Regions from separate parts of the Homo sapiens genome. Here region 2 is linked to region 1. A link is a contact called in ENCODE Hi-C or POLR2A ChIA-PET data. All regions are on one chromosome and are shown on one strand. The core of a region is the stretch at or near the end of the contact, and the rest is flanking DNA. Distances in the headings are between cores, read along the strand shown.

Region 1 (3,644 bases), core at 389-2,888:
GTTGTTGCTTCCTTACAGAGCTGGTCCCTGTCATTTGCACATTTGTCCCCAGCCCTGGGTCCTGGCAAGAAGCCTGGACAAGGAAGCTCTCTATGGGTGCTCGAGAGCCACTGGCAGACGCATGTGCAGTCAGGCAAGAAAGCCACACGCCCAGGCCGCAGCGGCCCTGCCAGTAAGCACTGAGCACCCAGGCAGATGGGAGAACCAAGCTGCAAGCCTTTCCTAGTCTCCCTATGATGAATGAATGACTGTCCTCGTGGGACCACTTCGCAGCAGAGCTAGCAAGAGCCGCGGCACGGATCCTGCCTACACACCTGTGCTCCCGAGCCCTGCAGAGCTTTGGGTCTTCTCACTAGCGGAGTGAGGATGAGGGTGTGCTGACCACAGCAAGGTTGTGTGCGTGCCTCCATGGAGGTGCGCAGAGCAGAAACGCTGCCCCTCGCACTGCCATGGTGGTAAGGAGAGGAAATAAAACCCATGTCTTTTCAAAGATTGTGTGAGTGTCCTTGAACTCCTCTTCTGGCTTTTCAGCAGCTGTTTGGCATATACAGGCGAATGACAGAGAGGAAGAGGGGGCAGAGACTTGTGTAGATGCCAGTGTGTTGCTCACTGCAGGCAGCACTGACTGAGCTCCTGCCGTGAGGCTGACACAGTCCCTGCCCTCCTGGAGATTAACCCTTTAGCATGGGGAGGTGACAGCAGACAAATCAGTAAGTAAGAGAGTGTTTGATGGTAATAAGTGTCCTGAACACAAAACCAAAACAGTAAAGTGATGAGTAATGGGGAGCAGGGGGACTTTCTCAGATGGGAGTCGGGGAGGACCTCTGTAATGGGTCATGTCCGAGCCAAGAGGAGGCTGATGCCAAGGAGGAGGCAGCCATCCGAGAGGCAGGAGGCGCGTGCAGGAAGATGGCACAGTGGCGCCAAGACCAGGGATGGGAGCAAGCATGGGTCTGCCCGGAATAGGAGTAGCTGCGGGACCCAGAGCTCAGGGAGACGGTGGTGGCTTGAATGAGGGGAGTAGAGGTAGAGGGTTGACAAGTGGCCCAATCTGACGTATATTCTTTACTGCAAAGCCAATGGGACTTGCTGGTAGATTGAGTGTGCTTGGAGGAGTGGGAAACAGAAGAACTAAGGGCGACTCTTTAGATTTAATGAGTAGATAAATGCTGTAACCGAGCAGAAGATGGAAGAAGACTGGTTTGGCCATGTCAAGTGTGAGATGCCAGCTGCACATCCTAGTGGAGGTGCCAGGCAGGCAGCTGGAGAGATAGGCTTGAAGGAGGGTCAGGTCTAGAGACAGAAATAAGGGAGAGAATAGCTCCCGTCTGGAGTCGGAAGGGAGATGTCTTTCGCTACAGCGTGTGAATGTTGCTTTGCTTCCAAACACACCATGCGGTCCACACCCGCTTGCAGCCTAAGTCCCTGCATGTTTAAACAGCCAGGCTGTGAACCAGCTCTACCTACAGGCTTCACATACAACATGTGGAGGAGCCTGGCCCAGTTCCTGCCCAACTCATGTTTATTCTCTCAGCAAACATGTGTCCAGGACTTATACCATGCCAGGGGCTAGGCTAGATAACTTGTCCTACAGAACAGAAGGCTTGCCCAGGGAGTTACCTCATTTGGAAAGGAGATGGGAGGGTGGGCAGGGTGTGGCCGCAGGAAGTGGCAGGCATGGGGCCAGGGTGCCTAGGGGCCAGACTTGCTGAGCCATCACCTAGCTGAGGACCTGAACCAAGTCCATCTGCAGGCTGTGAAGCCCTCATCAGTGGGGAAAAATGACCCCTTAGAGTCCCTTCCAGTTCCAAAATGCTGCAATTATCTGGAAATTATCATCTAAGTAGACAAATCATTTAGGCAAAAAAAAAAAAAAAGATTTAAAAATCCTTTTGCTTCAATTACGCATTTTTTTTTAACGTGAATTTTCATGGTAATTGGCCTGAAGCCTGAGTAGTCTGTCCCCAGACAAAGCAGTCTTTGAGTTAAACTCTGCTTTGTATGTCAAAGCAAAGATACCCGCAGAGCAGACTCCACCTTCTTCTCTCTACACCTCCTCTCCGGGCTCCACCTCAGAGTGCACAGATGCGGAGGTGCACACGAAATCTCCTTTGTACTAAGTACAGTTATTATAAGGTGTGGCCCCCTAGACACTACCCTCTCTATTATTTTGACAGTATGACTTCCTGTAATATTACTATCTCCTGTCATCTCAGTAACAAAGGCTGATACCTGGGTTTTTTTTTTTTTCACCTCTCAACAATATACTTGACATTTAATGCATCATCAAAAAGTTTCTGAGGTTTTGGGGCTAAAGCTCTAAAAGTATTACTTCCTGCTGCCGGGGCAGCAGCTCAGGTACCCAGAGCAGCCCCAAGACTTCTGAAGCAAGGCTGCTGCCCTGTTCTCAACTTCGCCAGACGATCCCAAGGATTTCAAAGCCAGCCCAAACCGCACCCCACCCTCAGTGGGCCCTCCCAAGGGCTGAGAAATGGGTCCCAGAGCAGAAAGCACAGAGGCCACTGCTTCCCATCCCAAGCTCTCTCCCTTAGTTCTGTGGGTCCTTGAGCAAGTCACTTAACCTTTCTGCTACCCAGATTGGTAGAATTACTGCATGGGGCAAAATGATCCCCAGGGAGTGGCCCAGCATCCATTCTCAGGTGTTTAAGTAGAGACTTGAACTGCCCTCGAGGCCAGTCAGGTGACCTGCGATGAAACCTGCAGTGAAACCGCCTATTTTTCCTAAACATTAGAAGAATATTAGCTTGGTTTCCCCAAACGGCTCCCTGGTGGCCCAGCACCATGGGAATGTTCTGGGCCTGCTCTGTGAAGGTGGGATTTGCAGCCAGCAAGGCAGAAAAGCGATCGTCATTTACCCAACTCTCTATTACTTCAGCAGCATTTACAGTGCCACACATGTGTGGTCAGGGCCAAAGCCAGGCTCGAAGATACAAGGACAAACACAGCAAAGCCCACGACCTCTGGGGACAGACTGTCCAGGGGTTGGAATGGCATGTGAGCACACAGCTGCCCGCAGGAAGGGCTGGGGAAGACCGGAGGGGGCACAGGAAGGGAGCCCCTAATTATTCCCGAAGATTAGAGAGGGAGAGGCAGAGCAGGCTTCCCAAAGGAGCTAACACTTGACCCAACTCACTGTTTTCACAGTGGTTGGGCAGCTGGACATTCCAGGCAGAGGCAGTAGGAAACTCCATGGCCCAGGCCCAGAGAGATGGGCTGGCTAGGTAACACACACGGACCCATGAGGCTGGACCATGATGCACATAGGGCAGTGCTGGAAACCAGGTCCGAGGCTTCAGCGTCTGCTGAGGAGCGTGGCTGTTTCTCATTTTGGGTTTTTGACCCGTGGAGTGCAGTACAGGCTGTATAGCTAAGGGTCAGAGGCCTTGATTTGGGAGGTCAGCCACACTCAAATGGAATCCCTGCTTGTACTAATGGTGCAATCTTGGGAGAAATACTGAATCTTTCTAAACCTCCATCCTCTCATCTGTAAAATGGGCATAATAATACCCACCTCATAGATCGTGAGGGTTATGTAAAATAACAAATGTCACGTGCTGGCATTAATTACAGCAGCCAGTTAAAACACAGAGGGGAGGGCTCAACTGGTGCTTTTAGAATTATCC
Region 2 (3,644 bases), core at 673-3,172, 140 kb after region 1:
AGCGTGGTGATGTTTCACAAGCATACCCATGTCAAAACTTACCAAACTGTACATTCTAAATATGTGCAGATTATACATCAGCTATTCCTCAAAAGAGCTGTTTACACACACACACACACACACACACACACACACACCCCGTGAGGGTTTCAGTCTTCCCGGGCACTCTCGCAACTTGTCTGGACAAACCTTGTCACTGTACAACCCCCTCATCCCTTTCTGCACTTTTCACCCTTCCCCTCCCCAGTCCCAAAGAACTCACCATGCTACCTGAGTCCGTCCTCTTCAGCTTTTTTGTTCACGCTACTACCACTTCCTAGAAAATGTATAGTGGAATCGACTCATACGATCTAGACCCAAATCTCAGTTGCACCAAGCCACACTCTCAAAGCCAAGTTTCCTCATCTGTGAAATGGGGACATGGCCAACCTACTGACAGAAGCAGATGAGACCTGGTGGGAGGTAACAATGGTATAGAAGTACTTTGAAATAATACAAAACACTACTGGGAATCATTACCTTCACACATCCAAAGCCCTGCAGGCTCAACCTTCCTCTCCAGGTTGTCCCCCAGGCACCTGCTCTGAAACAGACTCACCTCTCACTCCCCTGAATCAAACAGTAACTGTACTACTACAGACAAACTGTGAGACCACCTATGGCCTACCATGTATATTTTTACAAGTGCATCTCGGGAATAAAATACACTTACCCAAACTCCCAAAGAGCAGGACCTGTGGGTGTCCCACCTTTATGTGCCAGCCCAAAGCCTTGTTCATTCATCCTAAGACCTCAATACTTGAATTCAACAAGGGATTGAACTAGGATTGGATCACAATGGTTGAAGAGGCCCAACCAACAAATGGCAATGAATAGTTAAAACAACATGACTTTTTTTTTTTTTTTCAGACAGAGTTTCACTCTTGTTGCCCAGGCTGGAGTGCAGTGGTGCAATCTCGGCCCACTGCAACCTCCGCCTCCCGGGTTCAAGCTATTCTCCTGCCTCAGCCTCCCGAGTAGCTGGGATTACAGGCATGCGCCACCACGCCCAGCTAATTTTGTATTTTTAGTAGAGATGGGGTTTCTCCATGTTGGTCAGGCTGGTCTCGAACTCCCAACCTCAGGTGATCTGCCCGCCTCGGCCTCCCAAGGTGCTGGGATTACAGGCGTGAGCCACTGCACCCAGCCAAACAACATGACTTTTGAACTGCCTAAGATTTCACAGCCTCTAGAGGTATATCAAGTGCAGACTGACTATCCCTTATCCAAAATGATTGGAACCAGAAGCATTTTGGACTTTGGATTTTTTCAGATTTTGGAACATTTGCATTAAACTTACCAGTTAAGCATCCCTAATCCAAAAATCCAAAACCCTCCACTGAGCATTTCCTTTGAGCATCATGTTGCCACTCAAGAAGTTTCAGATTTTGGAGCATTTAGGATTTTAGATTTTCAGATTAGGAATATTCAACCTGCATATGGACATAAGACCCATCCACCAATGGCCCTTGCTTCACATGCTCAGTGGGTTGTGGGCTTCGGCTAAAACCTGGGAGGAGATCACAGATTCAAAGTCTCCTTGTGGGGCACTGTGTTCTGTAAGAGGAAGCTACAGTTGAGAAGGTTCAAGGCAACTAAATATGTGCTAGTAAAGTGAGCATAAATCATTCTGAAACCAGAGGACCTACAACAAGTAGCCTGGTTTGGGCTTTTCTTGTGCTCAGCAGTCAAGTGATAAGAACCTTTAACTACATTACATCTAACATTTTTAATTTACAAAATAATGCCCACCACTTCAAAAAAATTGATAGTATTATATCTTCTACCTTTCTATGTCCAAAAAATAAGGGAAGGAGGTTTAAAATATAAGTAGCTAAACCAGGAACTCCAGTCCTGCCACAATGCTAGGCATATTTGTTCTAGGAATTCAAGTCCTGCTAATTTAAACAGCAAGGGGAACTGAAACTCTTGAGAATCTCTGATTATACAGAAAATCTCGGTGTCGTTTACACACAGGGCAAGCCAAGGGGATCCTTCTAAACAGTCTGGGGCTGTTTGCTTTTGTTCTTCTTTTTGTTCCCACTGAAAAGCAAAAATCATTTGTCAACATGGAAAAACCAGCCTGGTGCAGTAGCTCACGCCTGTAATCCTAGCATGCTGGGAGGCCAAGGTGGCAGATTACCTGAGGTCAGGAGTTGAAGACCAGCCTGGCCAACATGGTGAAACCCCGTGTCCACTAAAAATACAAAAATGTAGCCAGGTGCAGTGGCGCGCGCCTGTAATCCCAGCTACTCGGAAGGCTGAGGCAGGATAATTGCTTGAACCCAAGAGGTGGAGGTTGGGGTGGGCCGAGATCGCGCCACTGCACTCCAGACTGGGCGTGGGAGCAAAACTTCTCAAAAAAAAAAAAGGAAAAACCAGGAAAAGCTTGTCACTTAATGACTGGCCTGGCAAATAGGGAAAGAGCCTAAAACTATTTTTCCCTTCCCATACTGTGAAGACTACAAGCTTTGCCAACACCACTCCTCAACACCACTCTGTCATTTTTCTTTGTCTAAATCTTTTTAATTTCTTAAATGGGAAGGAAGTTGCCTTAAAGTATAATACCAAGATTCCCGCAGGGCACCACTCTGCAGGAATGTGGTTCAGAAACCAAGAATCAAGGGGCAATGCCTCCATACAGGTGAGGATTTTCCCACCCCAAAGAGGCTTACTAAAGTTAGGGGCAATTTTCCACCTAACATAAATTATGTTGTGGGGTGGATAAGTGAGAAAGAATAAAGCCGTTATGACCAATGAGGAAAAATGAAATGGATATAAAAACATTATTGCCAAGGTCTTTGTTCCAGAGTTCTCAATCATTCAGGGCCAAGAGAGGCTGGACTTAGAGTCCTGCAGGGTGGAGTGGCAGCATTGTGGAGGAGGGATCCCTGCGAAAAGTATTTATGCTGCAACTTTTCAGCATAACCAAAGCAGACCAACAACTAGAGCTTAAGTTTAGGGCCGCATTCCATAAACTATGACTGTGACCTCATGGCATATACCAAAATCAACTCAAAAGAATCAAAGACCTAAATGTAAGAACTAATACATTAAACTCTTAGAAGAAAACATAGGGATAAATCTTTCCGATCTTGGATTAGGCAATGGTTTCTTAGACATGACACCAAAAGCACAAGCTACAAAAGAAAAAAAAATAGATACTTTGGACTTCATCAAAATTAAGAACATTTTTGCTTCAAAGGACACCACCGTTTGTACATCCATATTCACAGCAGTACTATTCACAACACCCAAAAGGTGTCCATTGAGGGATGAATGGATAAACAAAATGTGATATATACATAGAATAGAGTAGGACACAAGTTACAACATGGATGGACCTTGAAGACATTGTGCTAAGTGAAATAAACCAGTCACAAAATAGGATTCCACTCCTATAAAGGACCTAAAGTAGTCAAATTCATAGAGACAGAAAGTAGAATGGTGGCTGTCAAAAGCCTGAAGAAGGAGGAAATGCGAAGTTATTGTTTAACAGACACAAAGTTACAGTTTTGCAAGATGAAAAGAGTTCTGAAGATGGATGGTGATTACAATGGGTTGGCATAACAAAATGAAAGTACTTAATGTCACGGAACAGTACG

What was found. A loop is a pair of places that touch in the nucleus more often than their neighbours do. ChIA-PET counts read pairs that join two places held with the same protein, here RNA polymerase II (POLR2A). Pooled maps may share reads with other maps.
Region 2: a loop to region 1 is called in a pooled map, with 2.3 times the contacts of the local background. The contact joins two enhancer-like sites. A Hi-C loop is called at or near these places in 2 of 50 pooled maps. POLR2A ChIA-PET finds 5 or more read pairs at or near these places in 6 of 52 experiments (CD4-positive, alpha-beta T cell, CD8-positive, alpha-beta memory T cell, T-cell and 2 more).

Annotation. Positions count from the first base shown.
Region 1 is chr13:40,483,678-40,487,321 of GRCh38, forward strand. No RefSeq gene overlaps it. Among named protein-coding and RNA genes, the nearest start is that of LINC00598, 4.5 kb to the left of the region's middle. Within about 2 kb of position 1,639, at least 4 of the 41 ENCODE cell types and tissues checked have a DNase peak (open chromatin) inside an H3K27ac peak, as active enhancers do.
Region 2 is chr13:40,628,254-40,631,897 of GRCh38, forward strand. The region is part of intron 1 of FOXO1 (forkhead box O1); the gene reads right to left. Among named protein-coding and RNA genes, the nearest start is that of FOXO1, 37 kb to the right of the region's middle. RefSeq lists an enhancer at 1,831-1,930. Within about 2 kb of position 1,923, at least 3 of the 41 ENCODE cell types and tissues checked have a DNase peak (open chromatin) inside an H3K27ac peak, as active enhancers do.